2 separate regions of the Mus musculus genome follow, and region 2 is linked to region 1. Evidence: chromatin loops called from intact Hi-C (ENCODE). Cell type or tissue: left cerebral cortex. All regions are shown on one strand. Links, peaks and the distances in the headings refer to the core of each region. The heading gives the core; the rest is flanking DNA.

Evidence for each region. Peaks named below come from ENCODE experiments on the same cell type or tissue, not always from the same donor. Only the 100,000 strongest peaks of a DNase experiment are listed, where the experiment ranks them.
Region 2: a loop joins it to region 1, with 2.0 times the contacts of the local background. A loop is called at or near these places in 2 of 42 quality-filtered maps.

Annotation. Positions count from the first base shown.
Region 1 is chr5:121,354,564-121,362,924 of GRCm38, reverse strand. Hectd4 (HECT domain E3 ubiquitin protein ligase 4) reads right to left here. Exons shown (of 76, transcript NM_181421.4): 65 at 7,256-7,362; 66 at 6,599-6,722; 67 at 4,591-4,781; 68 at 3,482-3,628; 69 at 2,701-2,820; 70 at 2,138-2,293; 71 at 381-484; 72 at 1-207. It overlaps Gm24671 (a small nuclear RNA gene), which reads right to left and starts at 6,081; the gene lies at 5,920-6,081. In left cerebral cortex, for the core only: a CTCF peak has its summit at 3,119; a DNase peak (open chromatin) is centred at 1,019.
Region 2 is chr5:121,311,108-121,319,468 of GRCm38, reverse strand. Hectd4 (HECT domain E3 ubiquitin protein ligase 4) reads right to left here. Exons shown (of 76, transcript NM_181421.4): 34 at 7,662-7,846; 35 at 5,442-5,595; 36 at 4,321-4,601; 37 at 3,963-4,152; 38 at 2,186-2,267; 39 at 704-906. Among named protein-coding and RNA genes, the nearest start is that of Gm52784, 32 kb to the right of the region's middle. In left cerebral cortex, for the core only: no CTCF peak of the experiment used is centred there; a DNase peak (open chromatin) is centred at 5,184.

The DNA.
Region 1 (8,361 bases), core at 60-8,059:
GACATAATTGTAGGTGAGGATGTCTGCTTCCTGCAGGTCCTGGTCAGGGTCGAGAGGCTCGCCAACCAGCGTCTTCCAGAAGGAGGGCAGCAGGTCCAGGGGGAGAGGCACATCTGCACGAATGGCGATCCCCAGCAGCTGGCCTAAGAAGTGTAGCAGCTGCTCCTCCCCATAGGTGATGGGGCTTGGTGTCAGGATGTACTTGCCCTGCATGAGAGAGGTCAGGTCACCTGCGAGCATGTGCCAAGGCAGGAGGGAGGCTGCAGTGAAGACATGCCCAGTTCTCATGCTCTGTCAGCTGGGCATCAAAGCTGTCCCACTGGGGCCAGAAATGTGTGTCGAGAGGGGGCAGGACCACAGGGACACAGCCCCTACCTCACCTTGTTCTTGTTGACTGCAGAGCTGGGACACAGCAGGAGCAGCGACAGTGAGGAACTCTGCAGCTCTTTACACACCTGCCACAGGAAGTGACGGAAGGAGCCACCTGCAGAGCACACAGACAGGCAGGTCTCAGCACGGACCCAAAAGTTACCTGGAGAGCACTGCCTCCATTCACCATGGTCTGCTGGGACCACAGGTCAGCGCACTCACCAGTGCCTACAGTGTATGCACCGAAGCCTCGCCTGGTCTTGCATGGAGGCCTGAGGTTGAGCCTGCTGAGATGCTGACCCTAGCTCTCTATAAAGGTACCTGTGCCCAGCCTAACTGTCTCCTGTCACATGGGAGGAGGGGCAGGGAAGGAATGGAACCTGAAGGCTGACAAGTTAAGAGGGGGCTGCTTCTGTCCAGTGCCTCCTCCCTCCCATTATCTCTCAGAATTGACCCTGGTAAGTGAATACAGATGATGATGGCCACAGTGGCAGCCTTGCAGAGACTGCTGGGACTCCTCTGTCTCGCCTATTCAAAATGCTTCTGCTGGCATTCAAGGATCAGAAGGCTACAGGCAATTTAGGACACTGTAGGCTGGGTGTGGGCCCTGGGGAGGCCCATCTGGGGCAGACTGTTAAGGTCTGAGAGCATGGAGCTGCAGCGCCTGGCTGACTTGGGAGGATGCCGAGCTTCCTGCTGTCCCAGTTCCTATCTGTGCAGTGGTGAGGACTGGTCTTCAGTGAGCAGGGAGCCTGCGCCTGGCACCTGGGAACGCAGCTGCTCATAGGAGCAGGGCTCTGTTTACAGGGTTCCCAGACTAAGGCTGCTTGTATGCCCATGGGGCAGAACAGAGGGAAGTGGGGGCAGAGGACATTCTTCACCCACTTACAACAGGAAAAAAAGTCCTGAGTGGCTGGGTCCAAAGTGAATGGCAGGGCCAAGGGACATCTCGGCTCATCTTCCCCATTGCCAATGTGTGTCATGATGCCAGGTACGGCTTTAATGGACGGATCCCAATGTCTCTGTCTCACCGGCAACTGGAGCAACTGGGTTCAAGCAGCTGCTCAGCTGGGCCTCTTGCTGGGAAAGGCTTAGCCGGGCCTCTCGCTGAGAAAGGCTTGTGGGTGGCTGTTCAATGTCACAGTAAGAGTAGGACAAATGTGCCTAAGAGGGTGTGGTTCCCCACACTTGGAATGGTGGCTGGGAGCAGGACGAGTCAGTGAAGGTTAGCCTGACTTCTGTAGCCCAGGACAATGAGGAGGACATTTACCTTGTCATTTGTATTATACACCCCCAGTGCTCTCTAGTTATCCAGCCTCTATACCCCACCCCTCTACCCTAAGTTCTCTGCTTCCCCAGCTCCTACACCCTATTCCTCTCCACTTCTATCAGTTTATGGCCCAGCCTCCTATACCTCCAGCCCCTCTATGTCCCGAGCCCTCTATACTCCCCACACCCTATGTACCCAGCTCTTCCCACCCTGAGCCCTCTCCACTCCCAGCCCTCCCTTTCTCTACTTTTTACATTTGGAAACAAGATTTCACGAAATTTCCCAGGTTGGCCTGGAACTTAATTCTGGGTAAATAAACTAACTGGTCTTCACTTTATAATGTTCCTGTCTCAGACTCCCAATGACTAGGAAGACAGGACTATGCTACAGACCTGACTGTGGCCTTTCTTCTTGACAGTGGGGTATCATCATGTTGTGCCCCACCCCCACATCCCGCCCAGGGTCTGTGCATTTGCACTCAGCCCAAGAGCCACTTACTGGTGCCATGAACCTCCTCCCCGGTGAAGCGGATATTGAAGGCATATGTGGGGTCGCCGCCACTGGCCAACTTCACACAGAGCTGAGAAGATGGCACGGAGGCCAGCTGCCGGGCAGCCTGGCAGAAGTAGGAGTTTTCAGAAGCTCGGATCTCCCCTGGAAGTGAGAAGGGATCGTAATAAGGTCTAGAGGCCGAGCTTTGTGCTGTGCATATGTGGTGCTTGGGCAGCTGACTCAGGGAACCCCAGATCTCTTTCTCTAGAACTCATACCTGCTCTACACAACAGCCCTGCCCTTAACTACAGAAGCAGGGCTTGTTACCAGCTACAATGGTGTCTGTACCCCTCCTATAGCCAGAGAGGAAAGACAGTGGGGGCAGGGAGGGCTAAGCACCTCTGCTTGCCTGTCTGGAGCTGGAAGGCGCACATTAGGAGTCTAGTGCACAGAGGGAAGAGCAGATGAGCAAGGGCTGGAGCGCCTCACCGCTCTCCGGTCCCTGGGGTTTCAGGGCCCACTTGTCTAAGTACTGCATGTCGGAGTTCCCAGGATGCAGCCAGCCTTACCTCCCACAATTTCCAGTGGGTCTAAGGTGATCTCAGGTGCTGCATGGTCGGCTGTCCTCTGTACAGTTGCATTTAGCACCCGATTCATCACAGTCACCTTTGTGTCATAGAAGATCAGCCCTGAAGAAGGAAATATGGCAGAGAGGTGAAGATGTAGTTGTTTCTTCTGACTCCTAGTCACTCCTGTAACTGAGAGGGTGAGAGGGGGTCATGCAGACTAATCCCCCAACCCTTTGGAATGCTGTCTGGTCAAGCACACCATGTAAAATGCCATCTGCTTGTGTGTGTGCTTATGGGGAGGATGGAAATTAACACAGGTGTCTTTTCTATCAGTGCTCCTCTTGTTTGGTGTGAGGGCGCCTTTACATGCAGAATGACCAGAGGGGCCGTTAGTGTTTTCCTGTCACCCTCTCTGCCTTATTCCCTGACTCCACCTGCCTCTGCCCTTCCTGTCCTATGACATGCCAAGTATAAAACAAGGACTGAACAGACAACTTTACACCAACTAGTTCCTAAGGACACCTTGGGGAGATGACACCAACTTTATTAATGAATGCTTTGAATTTTTACACTTTTTCTCTTTTCAGAGCTCAGGCTACTTTTTTGTTTGTTTGTTTGTTTGTTTGTTTGTTAGAGAAACTAACAGGGTTTCTCTGTATAGCCCTGGCTGTCCTGGAACTCAGGCTACTTTTGAATAGCTTCTCTTCGGGATCCTTCAGCTTGACAGAAGGCCTGCCTGACGGCTGTGAGGGGCGGGGCCTTCCTGCTTGTCAGCACTCACCTTTGGCCTCCTTCAGCAGGGCCGCGATGCTGTGTGCATACATGGGTGTCTGACGCAGCTCTACCAGGGGCAAGAAGAAGGTCTCCAGTGTGGTGTTGAGAGACTGGAGCAGTGCGAAGCGCAGGCGTAAGCTCTCAATAGGCACATCTGCAGGGAAAAGGTGATCAGGCTGAGTGTCAGCCAAGCCCAGACAGGCAAACAAACAGGAAGTGTCTGTTCCTAGGAAGGATGACTGGAGTGGGATCAGGGGCTTCCCACAGAGGACTTTATCCCTGGGAGGGGCTCCTAAGGAACAGAAGCCAGATGTATGGAACGAGGCCCTGGATTCCCAAGCCCTAGCCCTAGCCCTCCCTAGGCCATGCCAGGGCTGCATATGCATAAGGTCTTAGGAAATCTTGTGGCTATAGAACCCAGAGCCTTCTGCATAGCAGGAAACACTCACTCCTCAGATACATTCTTGACCCTACATGTTTTTTAAACTTTGAAATAATTACAGTTATAAGAAGTGGCAAAAGCAGTGCAGAGCCTGGTATGCTTGTCATCCAGCTGCCTTCAGTAGTGACAAGGAAACTGTACCACTGTACATTGCCTTTTAGCTAGTTCCCGGGCCCCCTTCAGCTGTGCCCTTTCCCTGGTAAAAGACTCCCATCATGGACAACTTGCCCATCTTTGTCTCCTGGCAACCAGAAGAGCTAGGATCCTGCCCTTGTTGCCAGGTGAGGTGGCCCTGAGGTGCCTGTGTGCCGCGTTGCCATGGCTCTATCAGGATGCTGCCTACGTGGAGGGGTGGACTCTCCAGTGCTCTGCTGCTGTTCATCCCATGCTTCTAAGAGAAATGGACCTCCCCGAAGGACTCTCCTTCAAGTGCAGATCAGAGAGACCTGACCCCTGACTTCACAGCAGCCTGACCACAGTGGGCGGGCATGCGGGAAGGTGTCTGTCTACTCTGAACCTGTTACCCCACCTTGAGTTTGTTTTAATGAACATTAAACAAAGGCTACAGACTAAGGTGGCCAGTTTAAGAGCCCCCTACAGCCTTTCAGTTGATGCACATGGAGAGCCATAAGTATTTCTGCAGCATGGTGAGGGAACCCCTAGAGGCCACATACTTGAGAGGCAGGCCATCCTGGGGTCAGCAGCATCCGCTGGGTCAAGGTACACCTCATGAGGATGGAGCCGTGCTGGTGTGATAGCAAGATGGCGACACAGCCGGTTGATGTATTGCACGAGAGCCACATCCATCTCCAGGGTCCACTTCCTGGAGGCCTTCTGTGCATGTCGAACATCAATGCAGGCACACCTGAGGCATGACAGGGAGAGTCCTTTAGGGATGTGGGGGGAAAGCGAAAGCTCTTTCAAAGTATGAGATCAGGGGTATGGGCATGGAGGAGCCTTGTGGGAAGTCTGGAAACCAACATGCCCTGTGCTTTCCTCTTATCGGGTGGAGGAATGGGGTCCTCAGGTGACATGGAGCCCACTCAGCGACCTGAGGCAAGCGTACACCCGTAACATGACCTCAGAACAGTACTGGTGCACCATGTCACAAGAATTCAATGTGAGGTTGCCTGTGAAGCAGGTGGCATGTTGCCCAGCTTATCCATGTACTGGTCAACTGCTGCAGCCAGGTACCAACATGGCTCCCCTAGTTGGGCAACCCCATTCCACCATTTACTTACTCAGCTGTTAGGATAGACAGAGCAAGGTGTGCTCACCAGGGATTCCCTACCAAGCTGTATTGTTACAGTTACACTAAGCACCACCTACATGCCCACTCACAGGGAGAGCTCCTAACTGTGCTATACCTTGTAGTGGAACTCTAGGCGACCAAGAGAATGACCTCAATGGACCCCTATAGCATCAAGGGTGTGAAAACCTGAACAAGTCAGACTGCTGGCAATGTCTTCAACAGGGGTGAAGACACCAACCTCTAAAGCATATGGGGAGAGTCGGTTCCTGAGCACAGCCACAGGGTCTCCTGTTTACTGCTGTAATCAACAGAACAGCTATGTGGTCAGTACGCACATCCTTCTCCCACAAACCCAGAGCTTTGAGGTGGGAAAGGCTGAGCTGCCCAGTGGCCAGAAGCCATGTGTGCAGGTGGCCACAGCATCTTAGGAGGGGAAAGGAGGGTGTAGCACCGCTCTCTTCACACTGGAGGCCAGCTCGGCCGTACACTAGGGTCTCAGACATACAAGTCCCTTCTCACTGGTGAGTTCTTGCACAGCCCCACTTGGTGAGCTGACCTGGTGTCACCTATGGCTGCCCTTAGAGAAGTCTGTGATGAGGAGGGGGGACTCCTCCCACTGCCACACACAGGAACACTCTACAGATTCCACTGATGGCCCTGTAGGTCCCCTCCCACTGAAGACTACAGCTCTTAGTCCAGAAAGAGTCTCTAAGCTAATTAATGTCTACAATAAGTAAGTGGAATCTCAAATCAGGGCAGAGTGCAAACATAGTCTCCTAGGACCACAAATGATGGGGTTGGGTTTCCCACATTTGGCTAACTGACAGGGGTCAGCATGTTCCAAATGCAATGAATAATCCTCACCCAGGGAAGTGCACCCTGCGATCATGGATCTCTTTGGCCAAGTAAGTGTCTGAAATACGATTTCTCAGAAAGTCTGTATTGGATACCTCCTCCTTTCTGACTCAGCGAGCCCAACTACAGACAAGGCTGGGGCACCTGTGTGATTAAGAGTGCTGACTTCCTTAGTTCTGCATGCTCCTTGCCTGCCTGAGATTTATCGGTGGACAGGAGTGGGCCCTGGGAAGCTGGCGACCCCTGCCTTGCTGGGTCCTTCCTAGGCCGGAGGGCAATGGAGAGCAGAAGAAATCTGAAGAAGACTCTAGAATAAGCAGTGTCCTGGTCATGGACCAAATCATGTGCACAAGTGCAGTCTGACAGCATTTGGGGAATCATGATAACTACAGAAGTCATTAAAGCTAAATGAACCCATACAAATGGGCCCCAAGACAGCAGGCCTGATGTGCTTTTAAGGAAAACAGAGAGCCGGTTGTTGGTGCCCACCTGTAATCTCCCAGCAGAACCACAGCTAAGACATTTTCCAGTCAAAACCAGGACTCAACCTACAGGACGGACAGTGTCTCTCTCACCTCTCAAAGTGAAGATCATAACCACAGGATAGGATTGCCCTCCAGACACTGCGGATGTCTTGCTTGGCTCGGTCAATGACAAATTTGTGAAATCCTTCCAGAGTTAGGTACTTTTCCTCAGGAACTGATGGCGCAGCATTGCATGCAGTCAGTGAGGGAAGGAAAAGCATGCACTGTCACGGGTGGGAAGCCTGCACGCTGTGGCTCTACCTAGCGCCCCTCCCTGTGCTCCCAGGGTGCTCTTGCTGTCCCCAGTTCAGCCAGAGTATGACGCAGCCTCCGCACTCAGCCTGCCATGCAGGCTCTGCCATGACTTTCCACCTCCCTAGTTCCCCAAGTCTCGGAAGCACAAGGCTGACAAAACAATTGTACAGCACATACAGCTTCCCCTGTCTCTGCTGTCTTAGAGCCCCTCATTGGTTCACCATTCAGGGAAGTGCCTGGAGCAGATTTCCAACTCTTTATGTTTCAGCTGTAACAACCCACAGGACACACCTTATTTTTACCTCCCTTAAGCTGATGGCCATCACTGTCCTGTCTCAACTAAGCCTCAGAGAAGAAGGGACCATAAAGAGTTGGGTCATCTCAGTGGGTGGCCTGTCCTAGAATGGGCTGCTGTCCCCAGAGTGGAAGCCGGCTCTCCGGCCACTGATGTACCTTCTTGCTTTTTGGTGGGTGACTTCTCTGGATCCTTTTCGTCTGGTTTGCTCTTCTCAGGTGATTTTGGCTTCACAGTCGGCTTCTTCTCACTTAGTGCAGTCCTGCTACAGAGCAAAGCTCAGAAGTTAGGATGGGCATGTGCACACTGCCTCCAACAGGAGACACAGAACCTCACACCCCCAACTCAGGCACGGGAGTCACCCGGGGCCGAGTCTACTCTAAAGACACATCAACACTTTAAAGTGTGAGGGCTCCTGAGAGTCTTTTCAGTCATTTCCTATATATGCAGAGTGGCACTGTCTGATGAAGCAGCCAGTACAAGACTAGCTACCTAGATTAAGTCGGACTGAGTGAACTCACAAGCTCAGGTTCTCAGTTCTACTCCCACTCTCTATGCTCCCAAGAGACCATGGAGCAGCAGTGCTGAGCAGGACACAGATGGACAGACAGCTCTGAGTGCAGGACAGGGCCATCTGCACACAGCTGGTTAAGGAAAGGGTGGAGGATTGCTTTGGTCACTCACACGACTTCTCTAGACACCCTGAGCAAGGGCTATCAGAACAGTGAGGGTCTGAGTCATAAACTAAAGCTAGGCATGGCAGCCAATGCCTGTGATCCCTGAGTTGACGCAGGGCAGTCTGAGTGTGTCTGAGTCTAGCTGGGGTTTTAGAGTAAGAGCCTGTCTTTGTGTGTTTGAAACAGGTCCTCACACAGACTAGGTTGGACACACTGTGCAGTAACCTTGAACTCTTGGTTCTGTGTACACTCACAAGGAATGCACCGCTGACCTTGATAGCCTCGAGACTCCACCTTAAGAAAATTATAGTAAACATACATGAAAATTCAAATATGGAATACTTTGGAAAGGGGACTTTGAAGTCAGGAAAGAGCATTAATTAACTTATTATCTATCTATCTATCTATCTATCTATCTATCTATCTATCTATCTACCTACCTACCTACCTACCTACCTACCTACCTACCTACTTATGTAGTGCTAGCAAATGAACCCAGAGCCTCATGCATACTTGGCAAATGCTCTACCACTGTGCTGTATCTCCAGCCCTACTTAATTATTTACTCATTCTTTCATTCATTCATT
Region 2 (8,361 bases), core at 292-8,291, 44 kb after region 1:
CTCGGGTAGCACGGGAGGCAGTGAGACCTGGGGGAGGCTGGAGGTCTGTGAATCACTGGGACTTGGCTTGGCAAGGGCTAGTTTCAGGAGGGCTCTATAAAAGCCTGAGTTGGCTCCTTCAACTCTCCTGTGCTCCTACATGGTTACTTTGCTCATGCACAAGATCTGTCATGGTATGATACAGCCAAAACTGGGACAATGCAGTCCCCTGACCCTCCAACCCAGAGCTAAATAAGTTAGGGAATGCTGACTAGCACACCCTGGAACAATGGACCCCAAGGGTCTTAGCACAGAAACCTCGGGGATCAAAGTCACAGATTGCAGCTGTTACTCCCTGCAGGTGCACAGCACCATAAGCTCCATCCAGGCAACACTGCCCTTGACTCTACCCCTGGGTAAGAGACTGGAGAAGCAAACACTATGTGCAAGCAGCTCACTGACATCAGAAGGCCCCTTTAGCTGCCGTGTTCACTTGGCTGGGATCAACTCCCTAGGGTCCCACTCAGCCTCAGCACTGCCTCTGAGGCTCTCCCCTGGAGCAGTCCTAGGCAGTGTTTGGAAGCAGCCTCTACAACACTGAGTAGTTCTTGCCCCTGCTTATTTTCAGCAGGTCAAGGGATGGTATAGATTCAAACCCTACTAACAAACTATTCTGCAGTGTGTCTGGAAGACAACCACCAGGGGAGCACCCTGAGAGACTCACCTGGCCAGTTCAGAGTTTCTTTCTCGGCAGATGGAGGTTTGGGCAGTTTTCTTCTTGTCACCTGTGGACAGCCCACTCACAGTCTCTGGGTTGATGGATTCCACTGGTGGTCCGACACTGACAATGAGGCCCGACTGTGCCCACTTGGTTGCTTTCCTGAGGGCGGCTGAGGCCTCTTCTGTGATCACTTCACAGCAGCCACCCTGGGGTTGGTTAGACACCTGCATTGCTCATTCATTCTTCCAGCTCGGACCTCTCAGATCTCTCCCCCATCCCCATAAACCACATAAAACATGCACACGTTACAATTCCCCTACACTCTGAATTCTGTACATTTCATCCCTGTAATCTACAGGGATTTGTGATTACAGTGTCTGACTCTACACACAGATCACAATCTGCTGAAATGGTTTTAGACTTTGCTTCTAGATGCCTGGCATCTCACTAGTCAAGTGTGTTAATGTCTTTAGCTATCCCTTATTTTTAGATACATAATGTTCTGCTTGGTTTTCACATAAATCCAAAGAACATGCTGTGACCTCACTATGTAGCCTTGGTAATCCAGGAACTCTGAGCTTGCCTGCATCTGCCTCCTGAGTGCTGGGATAAAAGGCGCACACATCACTGTATGTTTCACCCTGGACTTTGAGATATGCATTCACCCACACTTGATAATAATAAGGACTACATCTCTCATAACCATACCTGATTGTGAAAATGCAGGTTTAAAAAACTGTTCATCACTGCTGCTTTTATTCCTTTAATGAGTTGTGAATATGAACATATTTTATACCTTTATGATCTTCTGTCTATAATTCCTTTTGTCTGTTTTTTTTAGAGTCTCATGCATGCCAGGTTAGTTTCAGACTGAGATATAGTGGTGGAAAACCTTGACTTTGGATTCTCTTACCTCCTTAACCTCTCGAGCATGGGGAGCATGGGTACATGTCACCACTCTTGGGTTATAAAATGCTGGGGACTAAACGCAGGGCAAGCGCTCTGCCAACCGAGCCACACCCTCAGCCCTGGTAATTCTTGAGTGTTATTCTCCTAGCAGCCTTTCACCCTTTTAATTTCCAAATGATTTTAAGACTATAAACATTTCTTTAAAGGGCTAAGAAAAAATCGTAGGTGGAATCTGAGTCCTTTTCTGAGGAATGCGGCTCAGTTGGAACGTGCTTACCAAGCATGCGTGAGGCTGTGGGCTCAGTCCCCAGCACCGCATACACCAGGGACACATCTGTAACCCCAGCTCATGGCAAGCGGAGGCAGTGGGATCAGAATTTGGAAATCACTCTTGTCTACATAGTAAGTCTGAGCTTCAGTTCAGCTGGGACTACAGGTCATGCTAACAAATCCAACTGAATCAATTTTTTAAAAAGCAATTTCTTAAAAATAAAAACAAAACAAACCCCCCTGAATTCTTCTGGAAGTTCCAAAGTGTGGCAAAGGTGTGTGTGTCATTTTCCGCCGTGTGGTTACCTTGGTCATGTCTCGATCCATCTTCACAACTTTTTCCATGTTGGCACCAGTGCCGAGTCGAAAGGGCCGTCCTTCTGAGCTACTGCAAAAAGGAAGGCAGAGAAGGTGAGCCACTGCAGGGGAATGTGACAAGGGGCCTGTGTCACCAAGTAACCAAGTCATGTGCAGGCCCTGTATAGCGCTAAACCTGGCTTTAGTGTGTGCATGTCTGCATGCACTGCAACGTGGATGCAGACATCTGAGTACAGCTTATGGGAGTCGGTTCTCCCCTTCTACCAAGAAGGTTCTGGAGATGAAACTCAGGTCACCGGGCTTAGTGGCAATGAGTTTTATTGCTGAGCCATCTTGCTGGATCTAAAAGTAGCTTTTAAAATCCATCTTTTAAAAAATATCCCTTTTTTGGCTGGACAGTGGTGGCACACGCCTTTAATCCCAAGACTTGGGAAGCAGAGGCAGGCAGATTTCTGAGTTTGAGGCCAGCCTGGTCTACATAATGAATTCCAGGCCAGCCAGGGCTACACAGAAAGACCCAATTAAAATGAGATAAAATAAAATAAAATAAAATCTCCCTTTAAAAAAATAACTTTTTTTATAATTATAGACATTTAAGGACCTAAAACAAAGTCTGTTGCTTTGCTTTGCTTTGCTTTGCTTTTTTTTCAAGACAGGGTTAAAGGCATGCGCCACCACTGCCCGGCTTCTGCTGTTTTCTTAAATGATTTTGATTTATTTTAATGTGCATTGGTGTTTTGCCTGCATGCATGTATGTGCGAGGGTCTTAGACCCCTGGAATTGGAGTTATAGACAGCTGTGAGCTGCCATGTAGGTCCTAGGACCTGAACCCTGGTTCTTTGGAAGAACAGCAGTGCTCTTAAGCACTAAGCTATGTCTCCAGCCCCATGATGTCTGCTTGTAAGAATTCTGACATTAGCACTCAGGAGGCAAAGGCAGGTGGATATCTGTGAGTCTCAGCCTGGTCTACAGAGTGAGTTCCAGGACAGCCAAGGCTGCTACAGAGAGAAACCCTGTCTTGGAAAACAAAACAAAAGAATTCTGATATTAAACACCTACATGAAAATGAAGCACAAACAAAAGAACAGGGCAAACACAACACCCTGAAGGCAGCTGTGGCTAGGGCCCTGGTATACAGGAGGACTTCTGAATACTATACCAGTCTGTCAGGAGGCTCAACAACAGCATGCATTCGGGGCCTGCAGGGCCTGCAGGGAAGGCCCGACTCCCAATCCTAAGAATCCAGTGCCCTCTCCTCAGAATGAGTGTCACTATATCAGTGATGCAGCGGCGGCTTGTACCTGAACACTTACCGTGGCCACGCTCAGATGAGGCTACCTGCCTTCACATGCCATTGCGGCAAATAAGGGACTCACCCCACGAGGATGAGCTCACAGATCACTGTAGGAAGAGACTGCTCTGCCATCTAAGTGCCCCTGGGCTATACAGCAGGCCTCCCCACCTCTTTGTAAGGAGAAGGTAACATGGCCGAATTTGCAGAGGGAAGCACTGACTGTCCTCCTCGCAGCGAGTCACTGCGGACCCCACAGGACACAAGAGGCTCGCCACATGCTTGAGACCTCTGCTGGCTCACACTGGGGTTCGAGAGGCCCGGGCCTGCAGTTAGGAGTGGCAGACTCCTACTTGGGTTGTGCCTACTTGGGTTGTCAAGAGGACTGAGGCAGACCACAGCACAGGGTTGGCGTAGTGCCTGTGACACAGGTGGCCTCTGATGTCATGCAGCTATCATAGTCATTGCAGTCACCTCAGCAGTGGCTGGAGGACCTCATGGGAGGACTGGTCTTCCCGCTTGTGGATAAATATGGAGAGCTTGCCATCCACTGCTTCACTCTCTTCTCCAGGATCTTTATCTCCTTTTAAGGAATTCTTAGGACTGGTTTTTGTCAGTGTGGTGTCAGGTTCAGAAGCAGTTGGAGAGAGAACCGTCTGACATCCTTAAAGCAAACATCAAGGCCCATTCAGAAACACTGCAGAACTATTTGTGAGGCTCCCCTCCCTTTCCCATCTCTCTCCATCACAGAACACACAGGCACATCTGGGGCCCGGCCACAAGCAGGACTTAACTCCCAGACTATCCTGATGGACGGGCAGACACACCTCACCTGGGACCACATAGTCTGCCAGCTTGGCTAAGAGCAGAGAGGCAATCTTGGAGGCAGGGTCACTGGGGTCCTCTTGCTCGCTGTTCAGGGAGGGGACGGAGTAGCTCCAGGGCGGGAGCTCTACATTCCCACAGTCCTCCACGCTCATCAAAGGCAAAGCAGCCCGGCACAATTGAAGAATGATCAATACCAGCTTTGGGGATGGACGCTGATCTAGCAGTAGTGAGAGGAGCTTAGAAACACAGGCTGGCTGGCTCAAGATGGCTTTCCCTATGTGGCTCCTGAAAGATGGAGAAGAAAAGGACGAGCGGGGCATTGGTGGAAAGCATGGACCTGAGACTCTGTGTGCAGGGAGTGACGATCTGCAGCAAATATTTAATAGGTGCTCATAAAACTGACCCCTAACACCAGAGAAGGGGGGTTTCCCCATCCTCTCTGACCTCTGGCAGCTCAAGCTCACATGTTCATAGTATTTCAGAGAGGACAAAAACTAGAACTCTGAACTAGGAGCTTTGCAATTCCATGCCTGTGCCCTCAAAACTTGTGCCAAGAGCAAAGCTGTCACACAGTGCTACAACCCCCAACATGGGTGACCTGCCACAGCCAAACCTACTGAGCCAGCAAAAGTCAAAGAACACACTGTCGTGTATATGACATGGGAATGTGGGGTAATTAACCCCACAGAGAATCATTCCTGTTTAAGGATACAGCACAAAAGAACAAAGTAATTACAGGTCCTGTCTGGCTCTGAGTGTGCGGTGTTGAGACCGGCTGGGGTTCTGTGCACATCACGCTGTTCTCAACTCACCAGCCTGGCTCATTCTCTACATCACTCTCTGAGTAGCTGACATTTGGGTTTGAATGCAAGTGTGGTGGAATGCTTGCCAGGCTGGCAGCTGATGCCAGCAAGTGCAAGCAACAGTGCATTGTTCCTCTAGATAATCCTTATATTTTCAGACTAGAGATGCTGTCTCAGTGACTAGATTCTCTACAATTGTTCTTGAAGCACCAGTGTGTTAAAAGGTCTAGGAACTTAGATGTTCCAAAAACTAACAGAAGCAAAAGTTATTCCCAACACGGGAGGAAACAGGTTGCTCATCAGCTCTGCCGGGCTTCCGTACCTGGAGAGGTCATTGAGAAGGCTCAGGACATCCTGCAGGGCGTCGTTCCCAGCAGCCTGGTTGCCACAGCACTCAGTGGCTCGGGCAAGGTGGTTGGTGAGGAGACTGGACACCTGCCGGGCCAGCCCTGAGTGCACAGCCTCTGTGGAGCCACCTTCAGAGTTGACAGAGGAACACAAGGGCAGTGAGTACTGAGGGAAGCACCCCAGCTTGTGGGCATGGTGAAGTCACCCTCTCACTCTCCCTGCCTTTATTAAAACATCCTATGGACACATTTTATCTTCTTCAATGTTCTACTAACCAGTTAGTCTTAGTAGACAATATCTACACATAAACATTCCGTGCTAAGAGGAGACCTTCTCCTGAGAATGAATTACAATTCATATAGAATGGAGGAGTAACACCAATTTCCATGTCACCGTAGTTTCACTTCCTAAGTGTCCTTTGTAAAGGGCGCAGCATATCTTGAGTTTCCCAAGATATGAACCTGCACCTATGCTCTTCAGTCCTCTGGCTCACATCCCCTACCCCACCCCAGGAGCTTTGCTGGATGTCCAGCCCAGCCAGTCTGTTCCATAGCATACAGTGGGCACCACCTTGTATTGTACCCTGTCTCCTGCCACACCAACCATTATTTCTTCACCAATTTGCTTGGTCAGACCACAGTAATTGTTAAAAAACATGTATTTTATTATTTTAACTTATGTGTGTGCCTGTATGTATGTACATGTGTGTACAGATGCTAAACAGGTCAGAAGAGATTCACCGAAGCTGGAGTTACAGTGGTTGTAAGTTGCCGATGTAGGTGCTGGGAACTGCACTCTGTCCTCTGAAAGAGCAGCAAGCACTTGTAACTGCTGAGTCAACTTTCTAGCCCCCCACAGTTCTTAAAGGAACAATGACTTAACTCCACTTCTGTCTACTTTATAGTATGACAGGCTCTTTAGAATTAGAATACAAATTGTGGGTTTGCAAATCGGCTCAGTGGGTAATCACAATGATTGGCAAGGCCAATAACTTGAGATCAATCCCTGGGACCCACAAGATGAAAGGAAAGAACTCACTCCCACAAGCTGTCCTCTGGCTTCTACAGTGTTCCCACATCCACACATATATACACAAATGAGTAAAAATCACACATATGCTTATACACACACATAAATAAATATATCTAACAAATATTATGGCAAGGTGGCACACTTAATTCCAGCACTCAAGAGGCAGAAGCAGGTAGATCTCTATGAGTTTAAGGATAATTTGGTCTATGTAGTGAATTCTAGGCCAGCCAGGATTATATAGTAAGATGCTGACTAAAAACTAACAAAAACAAAAGCAAGATATGGTCACAGACCATGAACACTGATGAAAACTACTGTTTAGTTAACTTTTAAAAAATTAAGTGTAGGGCCGGGCGTGGTGGTGCACACCTTTAATCCCAGCACTTGGGAGGCAGAGGCAGGTGGATTTCTGAGTTCGAGGCCAGCCTGGTCTACAGACTGAGTTCCAGGACAGCCAGGGCTATACAGAGAAACCCTGTCTCGAAAAACCAAAAAAAAAAAAATTAAGTGTAGCTCGATAGTGGTGGTGCACGCCTCTAATCCCAGCACTAGGGAGGCAGAGATAGGTGGATGTCTGAGTTCGAGGCCAGCCTGGTCTACAGAATGAGTTCCATCATAGCCAAGCTACACAGAGATATCCTGTCTCAAAAAATCAAATAAAATTAAATAAAAATGACAGCATTAAATATATGACTATCTCCCTTGCACGTATGTGTGTGTATCATGTGTGTGCCTGGTGCCCACGGAGAGGAGAAGAGGCTTTTAGGTCCCCTTGGACTGGAGTTACATATATAGTGAGTCAAAATGTGGGTGCTGGGAATCGAACCTGGGGCCTCTGTAAAAGCAACAGGTACACTTAACCACTGACTCAACTCTTGAGTCCTTTAGCTAACTTTTAACTTTGGATTGCCCACTGAAAATAGAATTTGAAAATATTCTCTTTAAACTACAAAGGCACAGTTATTTCTCAGAAGTATTTACATGGAGACTGTTAGCGCCATAAGAACACTTATATGGAAATGACCAGCCAGCATCATCCCTACAGGGCAGAGTCGCCTGAACTCGCCAGCCAGCAAAGGCCACCAGATGATTAGTTTAATAAACACCTCCCCTCACACCCTCACACCCATGGGGAGTGGAAAGGAAGTAGAAGGCTGCTCACCTTCCTCTTTCTCCCACTCCACACAGCGGTTAGCCAACACCTGGAAGGCAGCCCAGGCCATGGTGGCCACCTTCTGCTTCTTTGTCTGCTTCTCACTGGAGCTGGACTCGGTCTGGCTGCTCAGGCTGCAGAGTCGGTCCATGAGCTGCACGAGGCCACTTCGGACCAGGCACTTCTCTTCACTCCTGGTGAACAGCAGAGAGGGATGGACCACACTGACAGCCTTTGTGAAGGGTCAGGAAGCCTCTGGGTATCAGGGAAGCTTTTGTGTTAAGGGTGCTGCCATGTACAATCATCACCCAGGACGCTTTTCCTGTCACAGTGATGTCATTCGAGACCAGGTTTGTTAACACAGAATAGCAGGCCAAAAGCTGATGAGTCATCTCAGTAACAGACCAAGTAATAATCTATTTTCAATATAATTATTCATGTTTTATATCTCCATGTTTATCTGTGCACTGTGTATGTATGTCTGCTGAACTGGAGTTACAGACAGTTGTGAGCCACCATACGGGTGCCTCAAACTGAGCGTGGGTCCTCTGGAAGAGCAGCCAGCGATCTAAACAACTGAGCACTTTATATATTGTAAGAGCATTCGAAGAATGAGCTCATGAACACTTAACAGTTCTAAGCTACTAATTAAGTGACCCAAGAAATAAAAGAAGTGTGCCAAGACAAAAGATTCTTGCCAGATATGTCT